Linked DNA regions of Homo sapiens: region 1 is linked to region 2. A link is a loop called in an ENCODE intact Hi-C map of the cell type or tissue named here. Cell type or tissue: K562. All regions are shown on one strand.

The links. Hi-C counts contacts between places; a loop is a spot of excess contacts. Peaks named below come from ENCODE experiments on the same cell type or tissue, not always from the same donor. Only the 100,000 strongest peaks of a DNase experiment are listed, where the experiment ranks them.
Region 1: it touches region 2 in a loop (3-fold over the local background); 5 of 110 quality-filtered maps call a loop at or near these places.

The regions. Positions count from the first base shown.
Region 1 is chr16:57,645,521-57,653,520 of GRCh38, forward strand. ADGRG1 (adhesion G protein-coupled receptor G1) reads left to right here. Exons shown (of 14, transcript NM_201525.4): 2 at 4,733-4,831; 3 at 5,680-6,102; 4 at 7,683-7,815. The coding sequence starts at 4,768. Among named protein-coding and RNA genes, the nearest start is that of ADGRG3, 19 kb to the right of the region's middle. RefSeq lists a silencer at 5,684-6,084. In K562, CTCF peaks have their summits at 3,689 (motif pointing left) and 6,040; DNase peaks (open chromatin) are centred at 3,701, 6,031 and 6,621.
Region 2 is chr16:57,859,863-57,867,862 of GRCh38, forward strand. It overlaps a transcript of KIFC3 not described here. Among named protein-coding and RNA genes, the nearest start is that of KIFC3, 61 kb to the left of the region's middle. In K562, a CTCF peak has its summit at 3,898 (motif pointing left); a DNase peak (open chromatin) is centred at 3,919; H3K27me3 peaks cover 497 bases.

The DNA.
Region 1 (8,000 bases), 210 kb before region 2:
CTGGCCCCGAGTCCAGGCCCTACCATCTAGCAGCTGAGGGATGCGGGGCCAGTCCCTCCCCTCTCTGACCATCTCTAAACCAGGGCTGCTGGTGCCTTTCCCTGGTTCATAAGCCCGTGGTTCCCAAGCCTGCAGTATGTCCATCAACGGGATGCTTGTTAAAGCCAAGCTCCCAAGCCCACCCCATCAGACCCTCTTTGGGCCGGGACTGTGAATCTGCATTTCAGCTCACTCCCAGAGGAAGGTCTGACCCACCGGCAGGCTTGGGAGCCTCTGATGTGAGCGCCTGTGGCAATGGGGGGCGTGTTGTGTTGAGGGTGGGTTGTGGGCCAGCAGGAACATGCGTTAATTTTGGCAAGGAATGGACGGGTAGGTGAGGCTTCATGGGGAGGACTTGTCTTAGCTCGTCTCAAAGATGAGCGGAATGTCACGGGGCTAAGTGCTATCCAAGGCAAAGGGACACCAAGGGGCAAAGGTCTGTGGGTGGGATGCCTGTGCTCGGGGGCGGGCAGTGGTCACTGTGTGTAAAGGGAAGAAGGAAGCAGTGGATGGCCAGGTTCGTGGGTCTTCCCGGCAGGAGACAGCAGAGAGGCGCCTGCCCGGGAAGGGTTAATCCCAGAGCCGTCCAGGTCCTGTCCACTCAACTTCCACCTCCATCCTCTGAGGAAATGGGTTTTCCAGGAGCTTGGCCTGGGCAGCGGTGACTCGTGGCTCCACACGGAAGTGACTCAGGTCCCCCGGGAGAAAGCGAGCCGTGGGTCCCCACTGCCCACCGTGCAGAGGGGCAGGGCTGAGCCAGGTCTGGAGCTGGAGCCCTGGGGGTGGGGCGGGGGATGGGCTGGTGGTGGGGTGGGGGTCTCAGCTCAGACAAACCCTGGCCACCTTCCACTCTGCTGGATCCTTGGGGAACCCCATGATGTGGCCCCCATTGTGTCAGACTGGACTGGCCTGTTCTGTCCTGTGTGTGTTTACGGAAGGTCTGAGGTCAAGGGCGGCTGCTCTGGAAGCTGGGGGTTGTGGGGGCTTCCTTGGGCCTCAGCCCCAGCACCCTCTATCCCAGGCTGGATTCTCTGCTACTCTCCATTCTCCTCTCCTTCCCTTTGTGGGGATTCTAAAGCCGGGGAGTTGGGAAGGATGTGCATCTCTGGGGCCTTTATCAATGCCAGCTCTACAAGGAGGGGGAGACTTGGCACCACGCTCGTGTGATCTCAGAACACACAGCCTTCCCCAGCCTCAGTGTCCGCATCTGTAAAATGGTAGCAGTGAGACCCGTATCACAGGGTGGTTCTGAGGGTTTGGTGTGATAACGTGGATGTCACCACTAACATTATCATTGCGGGGGTGTTGCTAGAATGCCCCCTGCTCAGCCACTCCCTCTGGCTCTGTGTGAGCAGAGGCAGGGCCCTTGCCTGTGGGGCCGTGGTTGGTACTGAGCGCCTGATGGCTGAGGCCCTGTAGCGCTGGGGATCTGCGGCTCCAGAGGCAGAGACAGGTCAGGTCCCAGGGGTCTGTGCGGAGACTCATGCTACATCCCTGGCGCCTGGGTGGGTGGGTGGGCAGGTGGCAGGTGTGTGTGCGTGGGGCAGACCTGGAGGGGTGGCATAGGCAGGGATGAAGGAGGGGCGCTAAGTGGACAAGCGTGACAGTGTCCCCCTGCCCAATCTGTGTGGCAACTTTCTTGTCCCCAGCCCAGCTCTCCTGTCCCAACGGGCTTCTGGAGGAGGGAAGTTTTCTGGGTGGGGTTTAACCTTCCATTGCACTCTCCCGGAAAGGAAGCTTCATGCTCTAAGAATTTCCCCTCAAGGTGCTCTGGTGGGTGAGCTGGTTGCTGGGGGCCGTACGGGAAGAGGGGGAAACAGGGAGGAGGGGCCTGTGACAGGCCCAGGGGGCTGAGTTAGGGGCAGGCATGAGCTGTTTAGAAAGTACAGAGATACTTAGCTGAGACTGATGGCACCTGCCTCTAAGCCGTTTACAGGTATCAATTCATTTAATTCTCACAATGACCTTTGAGTGAGGTTGACTTCTTTATTCTTCTTTACTAGTGAGGAAAGCGAGGCCCAGAGAAGGTGAGTAACTAGCCCAAGGACACACAGCTAGTGAGGGAGTCAGGATTTGAACCCAGGCAGTCTGGCTCTAGAGTCTACCCCATGGGTTAAAGGAAGCCAGCCAGCCCCTCCCCTCAAGCCTCAAGCATGTTAATGGAGCCAGGGCTGTCCACCTTGGAGTAGTTGTTCAAACAGCTGAGGTGGAGTGGGGATGACTCAGGAAGTGGCAGGGACAGTTGGTCCCTTGTGTGTGTCTGGATTTCTTCCGTGGAACCCCATGTTGTCGCTTCACTTGTTTCCTTCCAATGATGGGGAGCTCTCTACCTGTACTCCCCTCCTTTACTCTCAAGGGCCAATCCAGGAGGGCTGAAGTGACACGGTGGTTCTGCTTTGTCCTTCAGCCATGCCTACTGACAGTGAAGGCTCACTTTGAAGGTCAGTAAGCCAGGGAGATGCATGGATTCTGGCCAGTTCCTTCCTTGCTTGCTATGTGACCTCAGGAGGTCACTGGCCCTCTTTGGGCCTTGGATCCAAATTCTCCAAATGATTTGTCAGCTTCGAGTTTACAGGTAGGGAGTGGTGGTAGCAGTGAGGGGCTGCTTGGAGGAAGTGGCATTTGAACTGACAATCAGAGGGGGACAGCAACAGAGACTGACAGGAAACAGAAGGAAAGAGGGGGTCCGGAAGGGACATGTCCCTGTCCCCGGATGTTGGGTTTCCTTCCAGTGGTCAGAGGTGGCAGGAGGCAGTTTCAAAAGGAATCAAAATGCTTACAAATCACAACCTGGGAAATGGTGCCCTTCCCTAAAACACTTTCACATCCTTCTTCTCAAAGGGCTCTGTGATGCCACCAGGGCAAGATGATGTGCCTATTTGACCTACGACTGAACTGACAAGGCCTGAGAAATTGGGGTTCCATTCCACATGGTGGGACGCAGGGAACTGGCTCTCAGTCGAAGGGGCCAGGTTTATTTGAGGGAGGACTGGCCCAGGAAGGAGACATTGAGCTCCTGCCTGGGACACCCCTTCTTTTAATGCTGCTCTCAATGATTTGGTTCAAAAGCCACCTCTTCCTGAAAGTCCTCCTTGGTTTCTCTTAAACTCAGACTCCACGTGTGTTCTCCGGCTTGTGGCCGATGACTGCCTCTGTCACTGTGGCCAGCTGCCGCGCCACGCAGGATGAGGTTCTGTCTGTGTCTGTGAGCACCCAGCTCTGCCACAGGGCCGGCTGGCCATAGGGAGGGCCAAGCCTTCTGGCAAGTCTACAAGTGCCAGGGCCACAGGTTCCCTGCCAGGCACTATAGTCCTGACCAGGCAGGGAAAGCCCCTGGCCTCGGGAGCATTTTTGGGCAAGTCATTTAACTCCATGGGCCTCAGGTTCTCCATCTGTGCAATGGGTCAACAGCAGTGCCCACTTCAGAGGGTTGGAGTGGGAATCAATGCAGATGCAGGGGTGGGATGGGTCAACACAGAGGCTGGCAGATAGTAGCCGCTCAGCTAATAGAGAGCTTAGGGGGTCAGATTTGCTCCATCCTTGCCAGGGCGGGGCAATACCGAGTCCTTGTCCCCAGCAGAAACCGTGGTCCCTTTGCTGTTCCAGATGCTCTGGACCCTGGGTACTGGCTCCCCCTGGCGGTCATGATAGGAAGCGCCCTTCCCCTCTGGCTCCTGTAGAGGGCGTCGCGGATGCATTGATCCTTTAGTTCCTTCACTGTCCATCCCCACAGCCTTTATCCAGCAACCTCTGTACAGCCAGGGCCTGCCCACAGAGATGGATCAGGTGCTCCCTGGCTGACCAAGGAGGAGGGAATGCACGTCTCCCACTACCTGGAGGAGGCTACTGGGGGTGGGGAGGGGCTTTGGCCAGTGGTGTGAACCAAAGGAGGCTGGGACTGACTCTGGAGGGAGTTGAGGAGGGCTTCCTGGAGGAGGTGTCCTCTGAGCTAGGTCTCAGGAATGATGATAGGGAGGTAGCTGGGGAGAACTCTGGGAGCCCCCTTTTTTCTGTGTTCCCTCCGGGCCTGGAGGGGCAAGGTGGTGACGGTTCCAGGTAGAACCCTCATGCCAGATTCTAGATAAGATAATCCCGTCACTCTGGGTTCAGGAGGGAGGTACTACGATTAGCCCGATTTTGAGTGACTTACACAAGGTCCTGCAGCGGGCAAAAGGTGGAACTGAGACTGGAACTCAGCTGGACTCTGGACAGCCACTCCCCCGCCTTTTTTTTTTTAAAGCAGGGTCTCACTCTGTCACCCAGGCTGGAGTGCAGTGGCGCAGTTATAGCTCACTGCAGCCTCGACCTCCTGGGCTCAAGTGATCCTTCCACCTCAGCCTCCCTAGTAGCTGGGACCACAGGCATACACCGCCATGCCTGGCTAATTTTGTTTATTTATTGTAGAGATAGGGTCTCACTGTGTTGCCCAGGCTGGTCTGAATTCCTGTGCTCAAGCGATCCTCCTTTCTCAGCCTCCCAAAGCGCTGGGATTACAGACATAAGTCACCACGCCTGGCCTCACTGCCTCTTGGGGAGCGGCCTCTGGCCGCTCTGGGGAGGTCCATGGGCTTTTTCCACACTTGCTTCCCCACCTCACCTCCCACATCCATGCCACACTGGCCTCCTCTTCTGCAGGGCCAGCCCAACCACCACACAGTCCACACTCCCAGCTAACACTCCTGGTCTCTTCCAGGTGGTGACTTCCAAGAGTGACTCCGTCGGAGGAAAATGACTCCCCAGTCGCTGCTGCAGACGACACTGTTCCTGCTGAGTCTGCTCTTCCTGGTCCAAGGCAGGTCTTCCCAGGGGTGCCCTGGGCTGTTGGAACTTACGTTAAAATGCCCCTGTGCCTAGGGTGGCTGCCAGCACACATGCTAACTCCTTTAGGCAGTTACAGCTCGGCTAGTGGAGGGTACCTTGGAGAAAAGCAAAAGACACTCCTTCCTTCTGGCAGGTGCAGCCCTGCAGTGCACAGCTTAGGGTATGGAATATGGATGGGGTACTGGCCCCACTCACCTCTGCAGCCAGAGCATTCTTGTGCAGTGTACCACCTGCACAACCGTCTATGTCAGCCATGGCCTCATTAAATACTTCATTGCTGTTAAAAATATGTTTTCCCCTTGAAATTACTATTCGTTTTCAGTTTCCTCTTTTTTTTTTTTTTTTTGAGACGGAGTCTTGCTCTGTCGCCCAGGCTGGAGTGCAGTGGCGGGATCTCGGCTCACTGCAAGCTCCGCCTCCCGGGTTCACGCCATTCTCCTGCCTCAGCCTCCCAAGTAGCTGGGACTACAGGCGCCCGCCACTATGCCCGGCTAATTTTTTGTATTTTTAGTAGAGACGGGGTTTCACCGTTTTAGCCGGGATGGTCTCGATCTCCTGACCTCGTGATCCGCCCGCCTCAGCCTCCCAAAGTGCTGGGATTACAGGCGTGAGCCACCGCGCCCGGCCTCAGTTTCCTCTTTTTATAGTTTGATGCTGATAAGTTTTGAGTGGGAAAGACTAACACATTTTTGTAGACCCTTGGAATGTGTGTGAATCTCAGGCTCCAGGTTCACATGTACTCAGCCTAGGTCCTGTCCCCTTCCATGCCTCTGGTCAGCCCCTGCCACGGGGTCCCATCTGCAGCCTCTGCCTCCTCAGGTGCCCACGGCAGGGGCCACAGGGAAGACTTTCGCTTCTGCAGCCAGCGGAACCAGACACACAGGAGCAGCCTCCACTACAAACCCACACCAGACCTGCGCATCTCCATCGAGAACTCCGAAGAGGCCCTCACAGTCCATGCCCCTTTCCCTGCAGCCCACCCTGCTTCCCGATCCTTCCCTGACCCCAGGGGCCTCTACCACTTCTGCCTCTACTGGAACCGACATGCTGGGAGATTACATCTTCTCTATGGCAAGCGTGACTTCTTGCTGAGTGACAAAGCCTCTAGCCTCCTCTGCTTCCAGCACCAGGAGGAGAGCCTGGCTCAGGGCCCCCCGCTGTTAGCCACTTCTGTCACCTCCTGGTGGAGCCCTCAGAACATCAGCCTGCCCAGTGCCGCCAGCTTCACCTTCTCCTTCCACAGTAAGGCAACTTCCAGGCGGAGGGAACAACTGGGCAGTGGTCTAGAGGCAGGGAAGGCAAAATGCAAAGTGGACTGGGCTCACAATATCAGATCATGAAGACTGGGCTTTGCTCACAGGCACTGGGGAGCCAGTGAAGGTGTCTGAGGAGGGGAGGAGTGTAATCCAAGTGCTAGGATTACAGGCATGAACCACTGCGCTCGGCCCCACTGTCCCTTGATGGTTACTTTGTGGGCAGGCAGGGGTGAGGATGGAAGGGCAAGGGCCCGTCCTGAGGCTGCAGAGAAGGTCTTGGTGAAGGAGGATGAGGTCTGAATAGGGTGAGAGAGCAGAGACTGGAAAGGGACTGAAGATCAAGAGCCCCAGGAAGAATTCTTCCTCAGCATCAGTGTAGACTGTTTATTTCCTTTCACAGAGGAGGAAACTGGGGCACAGAGAGGATGCCCAAAGCTGCACAGCTAGCCAATGGGAGAGCCAGGATTTGAACCCAGCAGCTGATTGGAGTGGGGTAGGGGTGAGGGGCGGAGTATGAGAGGTCAAAGGTCAGGAAAGCAGTGGGGTTGACTCTGAGGTCCAGAAGCTGCATCTTCCCCCTTGAGTGTGACAGGTACATGTGGCCACTGCCATTCAGCACCATTAAATGCTGAATGGTGGCCAGGAAGGGAGGAGCATCAGAAGGAGCTTGAAGGTTTACTGGGGGGTTTTCATGTCTTTCCAGCACCTCAAGTTTGAGGCAGGGCTTTCAGGGGTGGGGGGCACAGCACTTTGATTGTGTCAGTGTAACAGGCTAATGATTATGTCCAGTGCAACAGGCAGGCCCAGGCCCGTCAGTGGTGGGGGGTTCCCCACACCCCAGGCTGGGATTCTGCCCCGCAACCTGGGAGGATTTAGGGCAAAGTTGATCCTAGTTGCAAATTGGCATTCTGAAGACCAGACTGAACTTGGTCTTGTTTGGCCTGTAGAGGGTTTTTAAAAAACATGGACCAGGGATTTCAAATCACCTAAAACCCAGGCTTTCTCGGTTATGCATTCAAAAGATGGAGCTACCCAGGGCCTGCCTTCCTCAGTGGCACAGAAAGTATACCCTCCAACCCCCACTGTTTGTCTTCCTCATCTGAGTCCCAGCTAATCCCTGGAGACACCTTAGTCGGCCGCCTTAGTAGGCCGCCCACGCTACCTGGGCAGAGGGGCCCGAGCCTGGAGTCAGGGAGGCTGGTGGGTGTGGAGTCCCAGGAACCACCACCAAGCCCCGCACATCCCTCCTAAGGAGGCCTGGCTGGGCCCTCTCTGCTCCGTGTGTGTAGCCGAAGGTGTCTGCGGAGGGTGCTGAGCAAGGCACATCCCACCCCATCCCGCTGGGGCTGGCATTGCTGGCGGGTTCTGTAAGACACAACCCCCACGGGTTGGCCTCATCTGAGTGGCCTTGGCAGAGTCCACTCTGCTTCTTGAAGCCTCAGTTTCCCCTTTGTAAAGTAAAGATCGAGGCATTCAGAGTCATGTCAGGGTGGTAGGGGGCAGAATGGGAGGGTCCTGGGACCTGAATCGGCAGCCTCGGCGGGGGCCTGTCCACCCCTCCCCCAGGTCCTCCCCACACGGCCGCTCACAATGCCTCGGTGGACATGTGCGAGCTCAAAAGGGACCTCCAGCTGCTCAGCCAGTTCCTGAAGCATCCCCAGAAGGCCTCAAGGAGGCCCTCGGCTGCCCCCGCCAGCCAGTAAGTTTGGCACCTGGGGCTGTGAGGGGAGGCAGGAAGGCATCAGAGATCTGGACCTGGGCAGGGTGGGACCTGGAGTAGGGGCTACTGCGAGGCCTTCCCTGGGACTGGAATGCTTCTTTGATTTCTCTTTCTGCCTTCTGGGAGTCAACACATGCCCCCCAGGCTGAGCCCTCTCCTGTCTG
Region 2 (8,000 bases):
AATACAAAAATTAGCCAGGTGTGGTGGCGCATGCCTGTAGTCCCAGCTATTCAGGAGGCTGAGGAGGAAAGATGGCTTGAACCCAGGAGGCAGAGGTTACAGAGAGTTGAGATCGTGCCACTGCACTCCAGCCTGGGCAACAGAGTGAGACTCTGTCTCAAAAATAAAATAAAATAAAATAAAATAAAATAAAATAAAATAAAATAAAATAAAATAAAATAAAATAAAATAAAAACAAGTGGGGCAGGTGAAGCTCCCTTAATTCCTCCCTAGGAAATTCTATAAAGGCAGAGTACAATTTAGAAAATCAAACTGGGGCTCTGGCTCACGCCTGTAATCCCAGCACTTCGGGAGGCCGAAGCAGGTGGATAACCTGAAGTCAGGAGTTCAAGACCAGCCTGACCAACATGGTGAAACCCCGTCTCTACTAAAAATACAAAATTAGCTGGGCATGGTGGCACATGCCTGTAATCCCAGCTACTCAGGAGGCTAAGGCAGGAGAATCACTTGAACTTGGGAAGAGGAGGTTGCAGTGAGCCAAAGATCATGCATTGCACTCCAGCCTGGGCAACAGGAGTGAAACTCTGTCTCAAAAAAATTTAAAATAAGAAAATCAAACTGGACATCCAAATGATAATTAACTTACATATGTTCATTCATTACCATTGCTGTTACCAGAAAATGGGTCTTGTCCCAGACCCCAAGAGTGGGCTCTTAGATCTCACTTTCTTGGGAAAGAATTCAGGGCAAGTTGCAGAGTATAGCGAAGTTAAGATAGTTTGTTAGAGACTATTACGGAGTAGGGCTTCCTCAGAAAGCAAGAGGAGGAATGCCCCTACTTTAAACTTTTTATTTATTTATTTATTTAGATACAATATCTCCCTCTGTCACCCAGGCTGGAGTACAGTGGCACTATCATGGCTTACTATAGTCTCAACCTCCCAGGCTCCATTGATCCTTCCACTTTAGCCTCCCAAGCAGCTGAGCTAGAGGTACATACCACCACGCCTGGCTAATTTTTATATCTTTTGTAAAGACAGGGTTTTTTCATGTTGGCCAGGCTGGTCTTCAACTCCTGAGCTGAAGAGATCCATCCATCTCAGCCTCCCAAAGTGCTGGGATTACAGGCATGAGCCACCATGCCTGGCCAAGAATGCCTCACCTTAAACATAGTGCTTGCTTATATAGGTTGTTAAGAATAGCATACTTCATTACAAAGACTTTTGATCAGCTTGTGACGGGCTATTAGTATTGTTATTTTCCTATGCTACTACTGATTTCCACAAGAATTTATATGTGTACTATTATCTTTAAAGCAAAACCTATTCTTAAACTAAGAATGCATTTTGTTCTTGAAATATTGGGACGTTTCCATAAGTTCTGGGTCTTTATTTGGTAAGTTAGCATCATTAACTCATCCCCTCAGCCATAAATATCTTGTGACCAACAGTACCAACCCCCTGGAAATGGGGAATGCTACCCAGCAGGATTGGCTTTACCCAGCCTTTATTCAAGATGGAGTCACTCTGGTTAGGACATCTCTGACACTATTAACTTTCTATCTCAATGTCTTTCCTTCTCTCACTGCACAACCTTAGATAATTAATTTGTTAATTATCAATCTCATAAATGAAACAAAGCTGATCAGGGCACATGGCTGGTCTGGATGTTCCCAAGGATGTATTGCAGGTGGCAGGAAGGACCGTGGACCCAGCGTCCACTTTCCCAGGGGTCGATCATAAAACAATTTGCACCATGGTACTGGGGGCCAGAAGGGCAAAAGGGAGCCATGTGATCAAAATAATCTTTCCTAGGCCAGGCGCGGTAGCTCACACCTGTAATCCCAGCATTTTGGGAGGCCAAGGCTGGTGGATCACTTGAGGCCAGGAGTTCAAGACCAGCCTAACAAAACCCTGTCTCTACTAAAAATACAAAAATTAGCCGGGCGTGATGGTGTGCACCTGTAATCCCAGCTACTTGGGAGGCTGTGGCACGAGAATCACTTGAACCTGGGAGGCGGAGTTTGCAGTGAGCCAAGATTGTGCCACTGCACTCCAGCCTGGGCAACAAAGTGAAACTCTGCCTCAAAATAATAATAGTAATAATAATAATCTTTCCAACAGGTAAAATATTTTCAAGCTGAAGGAGTGGAAGTACTGGCTAGTCATATGTATAGATCATCAAAGAACAAGGATGAGCTTCTGGAAGCGAATTCTGGCAGCTGGGCTTACCTGCTACTCCCTGGGAGCTTTTTGACGTCCTTATTATTATTATTATTTAATTTTCTGTCCTGAGTAGCTGGGGCTACAGGTGCTTACCACTACATCTGGCTTTTTTTTTTTTTTTTTTAGTACAGACAGGGTCTTTCCCAGGCTGGTCTCAAACTCTTGAGCTCAAGTGATCCTCCCGCCTCAGCCTCTCAAAGTGCTGGGATTATAGGTGTGAGCCACCTTGCCTGGCTGAGATTTCATCAAGCTACTTAGAACATCGTGCAACTTAGAATTCATGAATTGTTTATTTCTGGAATTTTCCATTTAATATTTTTGGACCTTGGTTGACCGAGGGTTACTGAAACCTCAGAAAGCAAAACTGTGGATAAGGGAGGATTACTATACTGCCATTAAGTTGTATTTTAAAAATAATTTCAAAAATTGTATTCAAGTAATATGTGTATTCAATTAAAATTTCATCCCTTCAATGTTTTATAAGTAATTCAAATACCAGAGTGGTAACCATCTTCTAAGAATATTAGCTACAATCCCAATCACTGTTTTTCAAAAAGATGTTGTCAGTCCTGCTTCTGAAATTTCTCTCCAACAGGCCTCCTCCTCCCATTCCCACTGCCCCAACCCAGCCAGGCCCTTACCTTGCACTGCTCCGGGACACCAGCCTCCAATCTGAGGGTTTCCTGGTGTCTGGGCTTCCATGCAGCTGTCAGAGTGTTCTTCCTGAAAAGAAACTCCATCTGTGCCATTTTCCGAGCAATACGTTTTACTGGGTTGTCCTGTAGCCTTCAGGATAAAGTACAAATTCCTGAACATGACACCTCGGATGAAGTCCGTCCCCTCCTTCCCAGATTACCACCTGCCCCTTTGACCCTGCCCTTTGGTCATCAGCCACAATCAGCTGCTGTCTCCACCAAGCCTCACCAGCTCTCCAAGCCTTCACCCATGATGCTGTCTGCCTGGACTGCCCTCCCTCCCATTCCTCTGCCTACAAGATCCGATATGCGCTTCAGCCTCCAATGTTAGCTCACCAAAATCTTCCCTTTGAATTATGAATGCAGCTGGCTGCAAACTCCTCCAAGTGACCAGAGTGTCCTATAATCACGTCTATTATAGCATCTTTGATTTAGGGGGTGATTTTTGTTTTTTTTGTTTGTTTGTTTGTTTTTCTTTTTCTTTCTTTCTTTTTTTTTTTTTTTTTTTTTTTTGCATTTCTGTATTTCCTAAGAGAATGTGAATTCCTAGAATCCTAGGAATTCTCATCTGATTTTTATTCCCAACGTCTAGCACTATGCAAAGCAAAAAGTAGGTACCCAATAACTGCTTTTGGAATGAATAAATGAATCAATGAATGGTACCATGCAGCTGCCAAAGTGCTTTCTGCAAAGCAACTCTGACCTTGTTGCTCTCTGAGCTGTGCTCCTTCCTGGGTGATGAGGTAACACTGGAAGCTATTAACAGATAAGAAAGAGAAAAAAAAAAGGAGGGGAGAGATCTCTGGGTCTCTGACAAATTACTTATTTTCACTGAGTTTCTGTTTCCTCATTTGTAAAACAAAAGTGCTGTCCGGATGAGCTCTGAAGGCATCTTCCAGTTCTCAAATTCCAGCCTGCTTGGCTCCTGAACAACTTTCCCAGAGTCTCTGGCAGCTATAACCCAAGTCTTAGCACCATCTAGTGATAAACAGGCACACAGCGGGGAGGGAAAGCCGGGGAGTGGGGAGGGCGGATAAGAGAAGGAAATGCCAACTTTAATTATATTATGAGCCGGCAAGGAATTAGGTCAAACCTGCAAATACAAAGTTAAACCAAGAGACCTAACTTTATCCTGGGGATGGAATAAATAATTAGCTTCAGAACATGGATGAAGTAGACAATTATAGAATGCCTGAGACATGGAAAAGGCAATAAAACAATTCCTGTGTACCCTGGCCCTCTTGTTCTTTTATCAATTTACTGCTTGTTACTGTAATTAAATATTTTTCTTGGGAGGACATGTACTTTTGAAGGGCCTATGGCATGGGACTCCAATAACTCAATAAAACCACAAATTAAGTATTTATTAAGAATATATATGTATTTTCAAGTTTCTTCCTTACTATTTATTTATTTATTTATTTATTTATTTATCTGAGACAGGGTCTTGCTCTGTGGCCCAGGCTGGAGTGCAGTGGCATGATCACGGCTCACCGCAACCTCGAATCCCTGGGCTCAGGCGATTCTCCCACCTCAGCCTCCTGAGTAGCAAGGACTACGGGGATGTACCACCATGCCCAGCTAATTTTAAATTTTTCAGCTAGGCACAGTGGCTCACGCCTGTAAATCTCAGCACTTTGGGAGGCCAAGGTGGGTGGATCACAAGGTCAGGAGTTTGAGACCAGCCTGGCCAGCATGGTGAAACCCCGTCTCTACTAAAAATACAAAAATTAGCTGGGCATGGTGGTGCGTGCCTGTAATCCCACCTACTCAGGAGGCTGAGGTAGGAGAATCTTACCCCGGGAAATGGAGGTTGCAGTGAGCCGAGATCGCACCACTGTACTCCAGCCTGGGTGACAGAGCGAGACTCTGTCTCAAAAAAAAAAATTCCAGTAGAGATTGGGGCCGGGGAGGTCTCACTATGTTTTTGCCCAGGCTGGTCTTGAACTCCTGGGCTCAAGTGATTCTCCCACCTTGGCCTCCGAAAGTACTGGGATTACAGGTGTGAGCCCCAAGCCCAACCTCTTTACCTTTATTGGAGTGTGATAAGACCAAAATATGACTAATTAACACTATAGGAAATAAGGATAATTCTGAGAGAAGCAGCGAAACAATAACAAAATACTAGTGTCTACATTCTTTTCTTTAAAACCTACTGACCTACACATTTTTATTAACCTAGTATTTGTTTGCTAAATGACTTTCTAGTTGCCAAAAAACAAGAATAAACAAATCGACTGAACAAATGACAAAAGATAAAGAAACAATTGAGCATTGAGTAACAGAAAACTATGTTGAGATTTTGCTAAAATCTGTCCCCAGGGCTGTCCTGAGACCATCTTCTGGACAAAGCACACATGTAAAGGGGTAGGTACTTTATAGATACTTTGAGCAATAAGGGCCTTTAGGCCAGCTATGGTGGCTCACGCCTGTAATCCCAGAACTTTGAGAGGCTCAGGTGGGAGGATCGCTTGAAGCCAGGAGTTTGAGACCAGCCTGGACAACAAAGCAAGACCACATTTCTATAATTTTTTTTTTAATTAGCCAGGCATGGTGGTGTGCACCTGTAGTTCCAGCTTCTCAGAAGGCTAAGGTGGGAAGATCGCTTCAGCGCAGGAGGGTGAGGCTGCAGTGAGCTATGATTGCACCATTGCACTCCAGCCTGGGTGACAGAATAAGATACTATCTCAAAATAATAATAATAAAATAGGCTGGGTGCGGTGGCTCACGCCTGTAATCCCAGCACTTTGGGAGGCTGAGGTGGGTGGGTCACCTGAGGTCAGGAGTTCGAGACCAGACTGACCAATATGATGAAACCCCATCTCTACTAAAAATACAAAAATTAGCTGGGCATGGGTGGCACGTGCCTGTTGTCCCAGCTACTAAGGAGGCTGAGACAGGAGAATTGCTTGAACCCGGGAGGCAGAGGTTGCAGCGAGCCAATATCATGCCATCGCACTCCAGCCTGAGCGACAGAGCAAGACTCCATCTCAAATAATCATAATAATAAAATAAGGGCCTGTGAGTGGGGAGCAAGTGAAATCAGTCCTACATTTAGGCCATTTCTAAAGTGAGATTCCATTGTAATGCATAATTACATTTGCAAGTCGTAATAACCTATGTCTGCATGTACATTACCTTATAAACCTGTTCTTACTCATCCATTTGGAGTCTAATGGAACCTGTGTAACCATTTATTGACTGATACATTATATACACAGTAATGATTATTGCATAACCCCAAGAACACAGAGAGTACAAATCTGAAACTGGACCATTTCACTGCAGTGCCATATTTTCCAAACCCAAAATAAGGCCACTTGTACTGACAAGAATGTGCACATGACAAAAGGAAAACGAGGTCTGATAACACACAGCACCTCCAGGTGACTTCCCTCTTGGCACATTTATAACCTAGAAGTGTTTGAAAAAGGAAGAAACTGCAGAGGGAAAAAGCAAGTCAGCGTTTTTTTTGCCTGGAGTTGGAATCCAATGGTTGGGTTTTGGAGACTGCTTTGAAGGAAAACGATGACTCGCTGGGCAGGTGCGTTTCAGACACTAACAAACATAAAAGAATGTAGGGAGTTATGGGTGATGGACTCATGAGACAGGTCTGTGCCTGATTTTTCTATTTTGCCTGCTATTAACTATATGCCTCAACCTGTAAGCTTACAGACGTATTTCTTTTATGGCTGATGCAGTTACATAAAGGATGATACGTTTCATTTGGATAAACTCAATTTTATCTGAAAAATCCAAAAGCATTTCAAACATACAGAGTTGAAAGACAAACTTTTTTTTTTTTTTTTTTTTTTTTTTTTGAGACAGGGATTTACTCTGTTATGCAGGCTGGAGAGTAGTCTTGTGATCGCAGCTCACTACAGCCTTCACCTCCCAGGCTCAAGGGCTCAAGATATCCTCCTAGCTCAGCCTCCTGAGTAGCTGGGACTACAGGCGTGTGTCAACAAGCCTGGCTAATTTTTGTATGTTTTGTAGAGATGGAGTCTCAGTATGTGTTGCCCAGGCTGGTCTCAAACTTGTGGGCTCAAGCAATCTGCCCGCCTTAGCTTCCCAAAGTGTTGGGATTACAGGCATGAGCCACCGCACTTGGCCAAAAAACAAACTTTAAACAAATAATAATTTTTAATTATAATAATGCTTACATAGGTAACCAAAGTACTTCAGGAGATGATCCATTAGCCCAGCGCAAAGCCATCAGCTTCATAATAAAACCTTGGCAAATTTAAAACACCTGCAATTCATTTCATGCCTCGTGATTTAAAGTATATTACATTAATGTGAAAAATTACCTTCTGAACTCACACTCATTGAAGTGTAAATGTGCTCTCCTTCCCCCCCGGCCCCCGCCACTTCCCCATTTCATCCTGAAATTCCATTTGTAAATTCTGTACATCCACAGATGCCGTAGTCATTACCTCGTTTTTTGTTGATAAGTCTTCTCTGCCTAGAGGTTTTTATAAGAGTTATTTTTCCTGTAATGAATACTCAGCAGTTCAGGCCCATCTTTTCAGCTGGCTGGATGCTAGTGTCCCTTGATTAATGGACCTGCCAACTCGATGAGGTGATACCACACCAACAAAGGCTCAGCCTAGAAAATGTCACCTCTTATCCTGGTTGTCCAAGCACTTCTGTTTTATGAGCTTTGTGTGCCTCCCAGATGTGCCTAGTATTTCATTTTGGGTTTTGTTAATAAGAAGGCAAGTAACATGAAAGCAGGTAATTGGATTATTTAATGCAGTAGAAATAATTTCTTTTGTTCAAATAATGTGCTTCATATGATAGACTTTTTTTTTTTTCTATTTTTCATTCCTGTCAGCTTAACTGCTACTTAACCATTTAAGTCAATGTATAGGTCAATACAAACAACATTATTTTTTCTGCCTGGAGAGAAAGGCTTACAATAAGAATTGTTTGAGAAGGAAAAAAAAAAGTCCTCAAATAAAAACATTTTGCTTTTTAAAAAATTTGCTTTAATAAGACAAAGACATGGAAACCCTAGTTAAAAGTTAAAGTTGTGAACTTTGGTAGCAAATTTTGCTTGTACTTTTTTTTATAGAGA